2 separate regions of the Homo sapiens genome follow, and region 2 is linked to region 1. Evidence: read pairs that join two places in POLR2A ChIA-PET (ENCODE). Cell type or tissue: MCF 10A. All regions are shown on one strand.

Region 1 (5,000 bases):
AAAGGATACAACAAAATCAGATGATAACAAGACCTCTTGAAAATCAGTGCTGACAAAGAAAAACTAGCAGGATTCACTGCCAGTTTGTTTCTAAACGCAATCTAAAATTATTTTTCTTAAGATCTGTTTCACTCTAAAACCCATACCATACTAAGTGCTATTTCAGGATAAAATTTTATAATTTCTCAGATATAATCTTTTTTTTTTTTTTTGAAACAGATTTTGCTCTTGTTGCCCAGGTTGGAGTGCAATGGTGTGATCTCGGCTCACCGCAACCTCCACCTCCCGGGTTCAAGGAATTCTCCTGCCTCAGCCTCCTGAGTAGCTGGGATTACAGGCATGTGCTACCACGCCTGACTAATTTTGTATTTTTTGTAGAGACAGGGTTTCTCCATGTTGGTCAGGCTGGTCTCAAACTCCCAACCTCAGGCGACCCGCCCGCCTCAGCCTCTCAAAGTGCTGGGACTATAGGCGTGAGCCACCGGGTCCAGCCAATTTCTCAGATAGAATCTTTATAGTTAACTGGTACCATATTTAAAACTTGGCTTAAACTTCAGTCCGATGGTAACTAGGAATAAAGTACTCCTGTCTGAAGCGTTTCTGCACACCTCTTCTGTTATACCACGGCCTATCTGGCTTAGCTCTTCAGATGTATATGAAAAACTCACCAACTCCCCCGCTTGCTAACCCACCATACAACCTGTAAACACTGAGGGTAGGTAGAGCCTGTTTCCATCAACTTTCCTTTTGTTACTCTTACTTTGTAGAAGTGCCTATTAATTCCTCCCACCACCTTTTGACAAAACTCCTCTGTTTCAACTGTGCTGTGAATTATCAAAATCCTAACTGTTAATCTAGACTAAGAGAACTGCTCTTCATCAAAGTAGCTTCTGTTTTCCTTGCTATAAGACTAAGTATCAAAAAAGACACTGAGGCTTCTCTAAAGATCTCAAGGAGGTTACTTTACTCCACCCAAAAGAACTTCACTGAGCCAGGGGTGATTACCCTGGACAGGGAGTGGTAAGCGTTCTATTTCTGCAGCTCTGAAAAATTCATGTGAATACTGGGGCTTACTCTGACCCCAAAGAAATAACACATCAGCTTACTACTCTGCCAACAAATTACTGCAGGCAAGAGATACCATTAAGCCATTGGAAGCAAAAGAACATTAACAACAACAACAAAATTTAAAATCCCAAAAGGATTAGTAAAAAATATTGTACAGAAGAATGATTTATTCGTTTTACCTTCACCAATTTGCCATTAATTTCTGGAAGTTCTCCAAGTTTCCTATTGTCTAGCATTCGAATTTCATAAGACTGTCCTAGAAGAAAAAGTAATTACATATTATATTCACCACAAATTAACTTTGCTAGATTCGGAAAGAATAAAATTCAGTTGGTTGAATATACAACAGTATAATAATATTATTAGTATTAGTAACAACAATCAGAAGCCTTTACAAGATGCTCAGCACTGTGCTAAGTATTGTCACATTATCTCATTTAACTGATATACTTTTCTAAGGTATTATCAATCCCATTTTACAGACAAAGAAATTGAAACTTAAAAGAGTTTTAGCAACTTGTCCAAGGCCACACAATTGGTAAATAATAGAGCCAGGTAGAGTAATACTTCTCAGACAGTAACCAATGGGAGTGTCTAGGGAATATGATTAGGAAGAGGAAGCTGGACACTAAAAATGGACAGCTAAGCAAAAGAAGCTAGTAATAGATATCAAGTATGACATTAGAACTCAAATCTCTGAAGTAGGACTTCTAGTTTGATAGGCCACACTAGAAAGATCTAAGTTTTTACATATAAGTGTACCTAATAAAACATCATAAATGGCCGGGCACGGTGGCTCACGCCTGTAATCCCAGCACTTTGGGAGGCCAAGGCAGGCGGATCATGAGGTCAGGAGATCGAGACCATCCTGGCTAACACGATGAAACCCTATCTCTACTAAAAATACAAAAAAATTAGCCGGGTGTGGTGGCGGGTGCCTGTGGTCCCAGCTACTCAGGAGGCTGAGGCAGGAGAATGGTGTGAACCCGGGAGGCAGAGCTTGCAGTGAGCCAAGATGGCGCCACTACACTCCAGCCTGGGTGACGCCGTCTCAAAACAAACAAACAAACAAAAAAATCATAAATACAGTAGGTCTGCAATAGTACTAATGAATGAGGAAGCATCTAACCTTGATTGAGATACGTTAGGGTTTCATCATGGAGTTTCACTGCTGGAGAGGTAGCAGCACAAAGCACATATTGAAAAGGCAGGATTTTATTCTCATTATCAGGAGGCAAACTCGACTCTTCTTGCTTAAAAATGGGCAATGCAAGGACATCACTAAAATAAAACAAATGACTCACATTAATACCTGGCAATGGTGCAAACGCAGGTTTATTGCTGAATGATTTAACTGCAATGCTTTGGAAAGCCATAAACATTACTCACCTTGGTGGAGTTTCATCCCAAGAATTCCATTTAGATTACCTGCTGTGATATCCCCCTGACCACAACAGTGTGGGTGATGACAGATATTCACTGCTAAAACCACTAAGTGTTAAAGAGAATGTTTCTAGGAATCATAGACAGGGGTTCCTAAAAGGACTGTGGAAATTATAAACAGAGTTCTAAAATGTATAAATCTAGGACATTCAGTAACGTCTTCATTCTCAGAAAGGCAACAACTATACTATCTATATAACCATATCAGCTGATTTACTATAAGGACTAAAATAACTTCTACAATTCCTTAGAAGCCACGTGAAAAGGACAAATCAATAACGAGTATATATTTCAAGGTCATCTTACATTCTGTGGAATAACAACTAATATTGAGATGTTCCTACAAGCCATTTCCTCTAAGAAAAAGCTTTTTGTATCTATCAGTTTATCTAAACTTGCAAACCAAAGACACATACCCATCCTTTGTCAGTGGGAATGTAAAACCACACTCTCATCCTTTTGTCAGTAGCAATGTACAATGACATAAAACAGTTTAGGAAAAGGTTTGGCAGTTTTTTATAAAATTAAACATGCAGTCAGGCACAGTGGCTCATGCCTGTAATCCCAGCAATTTGGGAGGCCGAGGTGGGCGGATCACCTGAGGTCCGGAGGTGGAAACCCGCCTGACCAACATGGCGAAACCCTGTCTCTACTAAAAATACAAACCTAGCTGGGAGTGGTGGCGCATGCCTGTAATCCCAGCTACTCAAGAGGCTGAGGCAGGAGAACTGCTTGAACCCGGGAGGTGGAGGTTGTAGTGAGCCGAGATGGTGCCACTGCACTCCAGCCTGGGCAACAAAGGCGAAACTCCATCTCAAAAAAAAAAAATTAATTAAAAAAATTAAATTAAATTAACCATGCATCTATTGACCCAGCAATTCCACCCATTGGTACTTATCCAAGAAAAATGAAAATGTAAGTCCACCCAAGACTTGTTATAAATGTTCACAGCATAAAAGCAAAAACTAGGCCAGGTGCTCACGCCTGTAATCCCAGCACTTCGGGAGGCCGAGGCGGGTGGATCACCTGAGGTCAGGAGTTTGAGACCAGCCTGGCCAACATGGTGAAACCCTGTCTCTACCAAAATTACAAAAATTAGCTGGGTGTGGTGGCGCATGCCTGTGGTCCCAGATACTTGGGAGGCTGAGGCAGGAGAATCACTTGACCTCAGGAGGCAGAGGTGCAGTGAGCCGAGATCGTGGCACTGCACTCCAGCCTGGGCAACAAAGCAAGACTCTGTCTCAAAAAAAAAAAAAAAAAAAAAAAAGAACAACAACAACAACAAAAAAATAAAAACTGGAAAGAACCTAAATGTTCATGAGTAAGAGAACGGATGTACAAACCATGGTATATCCATACAATGGACTACTCAGTGAAACAAAGGAATGCAACACGGATGAATCTCACAGATATAATGCTCGACAAAAAAAGCCGGACACAAAGAATGTGTAATGCATGGTTCTGTTTATATGACAGTCTAAAACAGGCAGAGCCAAAGAGAACAATGGTTTCCTGGTGGGGCAGGGGATGACTTGGAAGGTATATAAGGGAACTTTGTAGGGAGATAAAAATGTATTATACTATGATAGGTCTGCTACGTGGTTGTAACTGTAACAGCTTATTTTTGCATCTCATTGTATATGAATTTTACCTAAAAAAAAAATTATTGATTAGAGGATGGGGAATAGGTAGAAGTAAAAATAATAAAAGAGGGCTAGGTGTGGTGGCTCACGGCTGTAATTCCAGCACTTTGGGAGGCCAAGGCAGGCAGATCACTTGAGGCCAGGAGTTCAAGACCAGCTTGGCCAACATGGTGAAACCCCATCTCTACTATTAATAAAAATACAAAAATTAGATGGGTGTGGAGACACACATCTGTAATCCCAGCTATGTCAGAGGCTGAGGCACGAGAATCACTTGAGCCGAGATTGTGCCACTGCACTCCAGCCTGGGCGACATAGCGAGACTGTGTCTCAAAAAAAAAAAAAAAAAAAAGGTAAAAAGAGTAGTAACATGTTAAAGCAAGGTGATGAGTACAAGAGGGTTCATCATATTATTCTGTTTACTTTGTATATGTTTGAAATTTTCCACAGTAAAGTTTTTTTTAAAAAAGAAAAAATATATATAGGCCACAGAGTACTTCTGGGTACAAAAGAAAAGGAACAGGGTACATGAAATAAAAGAAACAATTAAGATTCCCTTGGCTAGGCACGGTATGGCTCATGCCTGTAATCCCAGCACTTTGGGAGGCCAAGGGGGGCAGATCACTTGAGGTCAGGAGTTTGAGACCAGCCTGGCTAGCATGGTAAAACCCCGTCTCCACTAAAAGTACAAAAATTAGCCGGGCGCGTTGGCGCGCGCCTAGTCCCAGCTACTTGGGAGGCTGAGGCAGGAGAATTGCTTGAACCTGGGAGGTGGAGGTTGCAGTGAGCCAAGATCGTACCACTGCACTGAAGCCCGGGAGACAGAGCGAGACTCCATCTCAAAAG
Region 2 (5,000 bases), 88 kb after region 1:
AAAATGTCCCCCAGAGCCAAACCATTTGGGAGCTAATTTCTCTTTGTTCCATCTCTTGGACTCAGTGCAGGGAGCGGCGGATGGCCTATCCTACAACTTGCAAGGATGTCCTCTTGGCAGCTAGGATCTTCGAACGTGGGTATGAGGGCTCCTAACATGGTATCCACAGCTTAAGTCGGGCCAGGAACCAAATCCCTCTTCACTTCCCTTGAAACCATCTGAAAGTTCCCCAAAGATAAAGGGATGGAAAATGAATGCTCCACAATGCTGAGTAACTTCTATCGCCCATGATTCCTTTATTTCGAAAACTCTGGAGTAAAGGCTCAGGATTTCCCTGCAAGCTAAATTCCTGAAACAAGGGTCAAGAATCCTGAAGATGCATCCTCTCCCTCTCTGCCTGGCACCGCTCCTGGACTGCAGCTTTTTTTTTTTTTTTTTTTTTTGAGACAGAGTCTCGCTCTGTCACCCAGGCTGGAATGCAGTGGCGCAATCTCGGCTCACTGCCAGCTCCACCCCCCCGGGTTCACGCCATTCTCCTGCCTCAGCCTCCCGAGTAGCTGGGACTACAGGTGCCCACCACCACGCCCGGCTAATTTTTTTGTATTTTTAGTAGAGATGGGGTTTCACTGTGTTGGCCAGGATGGTCTCGATCTCCTGATCTCGTGATCCGCCCACCTCGGCCTCCCAAAGTGCTGGGATTACAGGTGTGAGCCACCACGCCCGGCCTGACTGCAGCTTTTTATCCTGTGGCCCTGTGGCTCCAGTCCTGCCACCTGCTGTGGGCATGCTCAGACTTCAAGGGCAATCTCCATGCATGAGCGATGCAGGCGGACCCTGAGCCTCCTCAGAACACTCAGTCTCCCTCCCCTGCCCAGACGACACACACTAGCTCTTCATCACCAGCACGGAAACCCTGCCAATTGGGCCATTCAAGAATCAGAGACAAAGTCTGTAAATTAAACAGCTTTGTGTCAGGCCTCTGTGCATTTGGCCTGTGCCTGAAATCACTCTCACAACACACTCTTTGAGCCTGAAAGTGGATCCAGTCGGAGGCTGTGCTGGAAAAAGTGACGATGTGACCCATCAGCAGAATATGAGATGAGTGAAATACATCCCCAAAGCAGCTCTTGTGCTGCCCCAGCTTGCCCTATGAGGGGCTTCACTCCAATTACATTTTCAGAGAAATTCATCTTTTCTTTTCTTTCTTTTTTTTTTTTTTTTTGTAGACAGAGTCTCGCCCTGTCACCCAGGCTGGAGTTCAGTGGCGCGATCTCGGCTCACTGCAAGCTCCACCTCCTGGGCTCACGCAATTCTCCTGCCTCAGCCACCCAAGTAGCTGGGATTACAGGTGCCCACCACCACGCCCGGCTAATTTTTGTATTTTTTGTAGAGACAGGGTTTCACCATGTTGGCCAGGCTGGTCTCGAACTCCTGACCTCAGGTGATCCACCCACCTCGGCCTCCCAAAGTGCTGGGATTATAGGTGTGAGCCACCGTGCCTGGCCTTTTTTTCTCCTTTTAAAAAATGGGCCGGGCGCGGTGGCTCACGCCTGTAATTCCAGCACTTTGGGAGGCCGAGGTGGGCAGATCACGAGGTCAGGAGATCGAGACCATCCTGGCTAACACGGTGAAACCCCATCTCTACTAAAAATACAAAAAATTAGCCGGGTGTGGTGGTGGGTGCCTGTAGTCCCAGCTACTCGGGAGGCTGAGGCAGAAGAATGGTGTGAACCCGGGAGGCGGAGCTTGCAGTGAGCCGAGATTGCGCCACTGCACTCCAGCCTGGGTGACAGAGTGAGACTCCATCTCAAAACAAACAAACAAACAAACAAACAAAAAAGATATAAGTAATAGTAATTTGCAAAAAAAAAAAAAAATTAGAAAATATGTGTAAGCAAGAAGAAAAACTAAGGAGTAAATTACCTGATGTTCAAACCTTTCCCCATGTAAACTTAAACATATTATGTACACTTTGATTTTACATCTTAAAGTCACAGCTTAACTCCCCAAACCCAGGCCCTGAGAAATCCTAAATGGCAAGTACCTCTGGACAGGTGAAGTGATGGTGAACCCTGGTAAGAAACAGAGAGTGAAGGGCCCTGTGGAGTCCTCCTCTGTTGCCCACACCCCTCACTCCATCACCCTTACCCCCCCACTTCCCACCCCAGAAGATACCTGCTCATTGACAGTCAGAGATGTCTCTGACCCGGCTCCAGGATCCATGGTCACTTGTCAGGGTCGGGTGGGGGCCGGCCCACACCTAGCACATCCTGGGTAAGATGGGATTGGAAAGGCAAAGGGTGATGTGACACAGTAATACAATTTCTATACCATCTAGAAAAGTCAGAATAGAATCACAGAAGACAGAGAAGTTAGGTTCTCCCAAGTATCTGTAGAGGTTAAAAAAAAAAAAAAGGATTCTTTTTTTTTGAGACAGTTTCACTCTGTCGCCCAGGCTGGAGTGCAGTGGCACGATCTGTGCTCACTGCAGCCTCTGCCCCTCGGGTTAAACCAATTCTCCTGCCTCAGCCACTCGAGTAGCTGGGATTACAGGCATGTGCCACCACGCCAGGCTAATTTTTGTATTTTTAGTAGAGACAGGGTTTCACCATGTTGGCCAGGCTGGTCTTGAATTCCTGACCTCAAGTGATCCACCCGCCTCGGCCTCCCAAAGTGCTGGGATAACAGGCATGAGCCACTGCACCTGGCCAAAAAAAAAAGATTATGTTGCATTTCCTACAGCATCCTAGGAGAATCTACACTCAGTAGTACCAGGAACATCTGGGCTTAGGGTGAGGAGAGTAAAGAAAGGGCAAGATATCTGTCCCTGGGGCCTCCCCAGTCCGGTGGGAGAGCACACCCAGCAGAACCCAATGGGAATCTGACCCTGACCCTCAGAACCTTAGACTTAGGTAAGGAGCAAGGGAGAAATCTGGGCAGACTTCCTGGAATAGATGGTAAAAACATAAATTAAAGTGCTCTCCAACTTTAATATGCATGATCATCACCTGGAGCACTTAGTAAAAATGTTAGTATTTATATCAATTAAAGTACAGAGTAGAGTGGGACTCAGTCTCACTAAATAAATAAAATACAGAGTAATAATTTAAAAATAAAAATGTAAATGCAGACCCTTAGACCTTTTCACCCAACTACTCTCAGAGAGTCTGATTCAGTGGGTGAACATCACAGAATCAGCTCTCAGGTGACTCTGTGACAGTGGCCCAAAGACCACAGTGGCCTGTAACAGAGGAGGTGGGACATCCCAGATGGTGGAACAGCCTGCCCTGTGCAGTGAGGAGTGGGTGAAGCCCTCATGTGAGGACAGGTTGTCTGACTAGAGCCACAAACTACAGTCGTAAGAAATAAAGAAAATAGGTTGGGCGCAGAGGCTCACGCCTGTAATCCCAGAACTTTGGGAGGCCAAGGCAGGAGGATCACCTGAGTCCAGGAGTTCCAGACCAGCTTGGGCAACATAGTGAGGCCCTGTCTGTACCAAAAAAAAAAAAAAAAAAATTAGCTGGGCATGATGGCGCATGCCTATAGTCCCAGCTACTCAGGAGGCTGAGGTGGGAAGATCGCTTGAGCCTGGGAGGTGGGAAGATCGCTTGAGCCTGGGAGGCAGAGGTTGCAGTGAGCAGTGAGTGGTGCACTCCAGCCTGGGTTACAGAACCAGACCCTGTCTCAAAAAAGAGAGAGAGAGAGAGACAGAGAATCAGGCAAATAGCTTTAGACACTTTTAAAGGAAAAAAAGCAATTGACATTTATTTCGAGTGCATATTGTATGCTAGACATTTTATATAACACAATTGCTTGCTGTATTACTCATGCCAACCCTGGGGGCGTGGGGAATGGGAGGCATTATTATCCGCATGTTACAGATGGTGAAACAAAGCCCAGAGGGGTGTTCTGGATTCACCTTTCCTTTCTGCTATGGTCTGAATGTGTCCTTCCCCGCAAATTCATGTGTTGAAATGCTAATCCCCAAGGTGGATAGTATTAAGAGATAGGGCCTCTGGAAGGTAATTAGGAATGGGATTAGTGCCCATATAAAAAAGAACCAAGGCTCATGCCTGTAATCCCAGGACTTAGGCAGGTGGACTGCTTGAGCCCAGGAGTTCGAGACTAGCCTGGACAACATGGTGAAACCCCGTCTCTACAAAAAGTACAAAAAGTAGCTGAGCGTAGTGGTGCATACCTGTAGTCCCAGCTACTCAGGAGATTGAGGCAGGAGGATCACTTGAGCCCAGGAGGTTGAGGCTGTGGTGAGCAGTGATTTCGCCACTGCACTCCAGCCTGGGCAACAGAGAGACCCCAGTGTGAGAGAGATACTTTCACCCTTTCGACTATGTGAGGACACAGCAATAAGGCTCTGTCAGTGAGGAAGTGGGTCCTCACCAGACAACACCACCTTGATCTTGGACTTCCCACCTTCAGTACTATGAGAAATAAATTTCTGTTGTTTAAAAGCTACCCAGTTTATGGTATTTTGTTATAGCAGCCCAAACAGACTACGATAAATTCACATCCCATACAATTAACCATTTTAGCCACTTTAAAGTGCTCCGTACAGTGGAATCTGGTGGGTTCACACTTGTGCCACCATCACCACTGTCTAGTCCCAGAACATTTTCATCAACCCAAAAGGAAACTCCATATCCACTAACAGTCATTCACCTTCCACTGCCACCGCCCAAGCCCTGGCAACTACTGATGTGCTTTCTCTATGGGGTTCCCTATTCTGGATATTTCATGTAAATGGAATGATAGAATATGTCGCTTTGTGTGTCTAGCTTCTTTTACTTGGCATGTTTCCAAGGTTCATCCACATTGTAGCATGTGTCAGAACTTCATTCCTTTTCATGGCTGAATAGTATTCTATTGTATGGATACACTATATTTTGTTTATCCATTCATTAGTTGGTGGACATTTGGGTTGTTCTACCTTTTGGCTATTGCAAATAGTGTATTATGACTATTGGGTATAATTTTTTTTGAAC

What was found. ChIA-PET counts read pairs that join two places held together with the same protein. Peaks named below come from ENCODE experiments on the same cell type or tissue, not always from the same donor. Only the 100,000 strongest peaks of a DNase experiment are listed, where the experiment ranks them.
Region 2: POLR2A ChIA-PET joins it to region 1 with 6 read pairs; 16 of 35 experiments call an interaction of 5 or more read pairs at or near these places.

What each region holds. Positions count from the first base shown.
Region 1 is chr12:51,116,424-51,121,423 of GRCh38, forward strand. It overlaps TFCP2 (transcription factor CP2), which reads right to left. Exons shown (of 15, transcript NM_005653.5): 2 at 2,198-2,349; 3 at 1,248-1,324. Among named protein-coding and RNA genes, the nearest start is that of CSRNP2, 35 kb to the left of the region's middle. In MCF 10A, no CTCF peak of the experiment used is centred here; a DNase peak (open chromatin) is centred at 2,448.
Region 2 is chr12:51,204,614-51,209,613 of GRCh38, forward strand. It overlaps POU6F1 (POU class 6 homeobox 1), which reads right to left. Exons shown (of 11, transcript NM_001330422.2): 2 at 2,176-2,270. The coding sequence starts at 2,223. Among named protein-coding and RNA genes, the nearest start is that of POU6F1, 11 kb to the right of the region's middle. In MCF 10A, no CTCF peak of the experiment used is centred here; no DNase peak of the experiment used is centred here.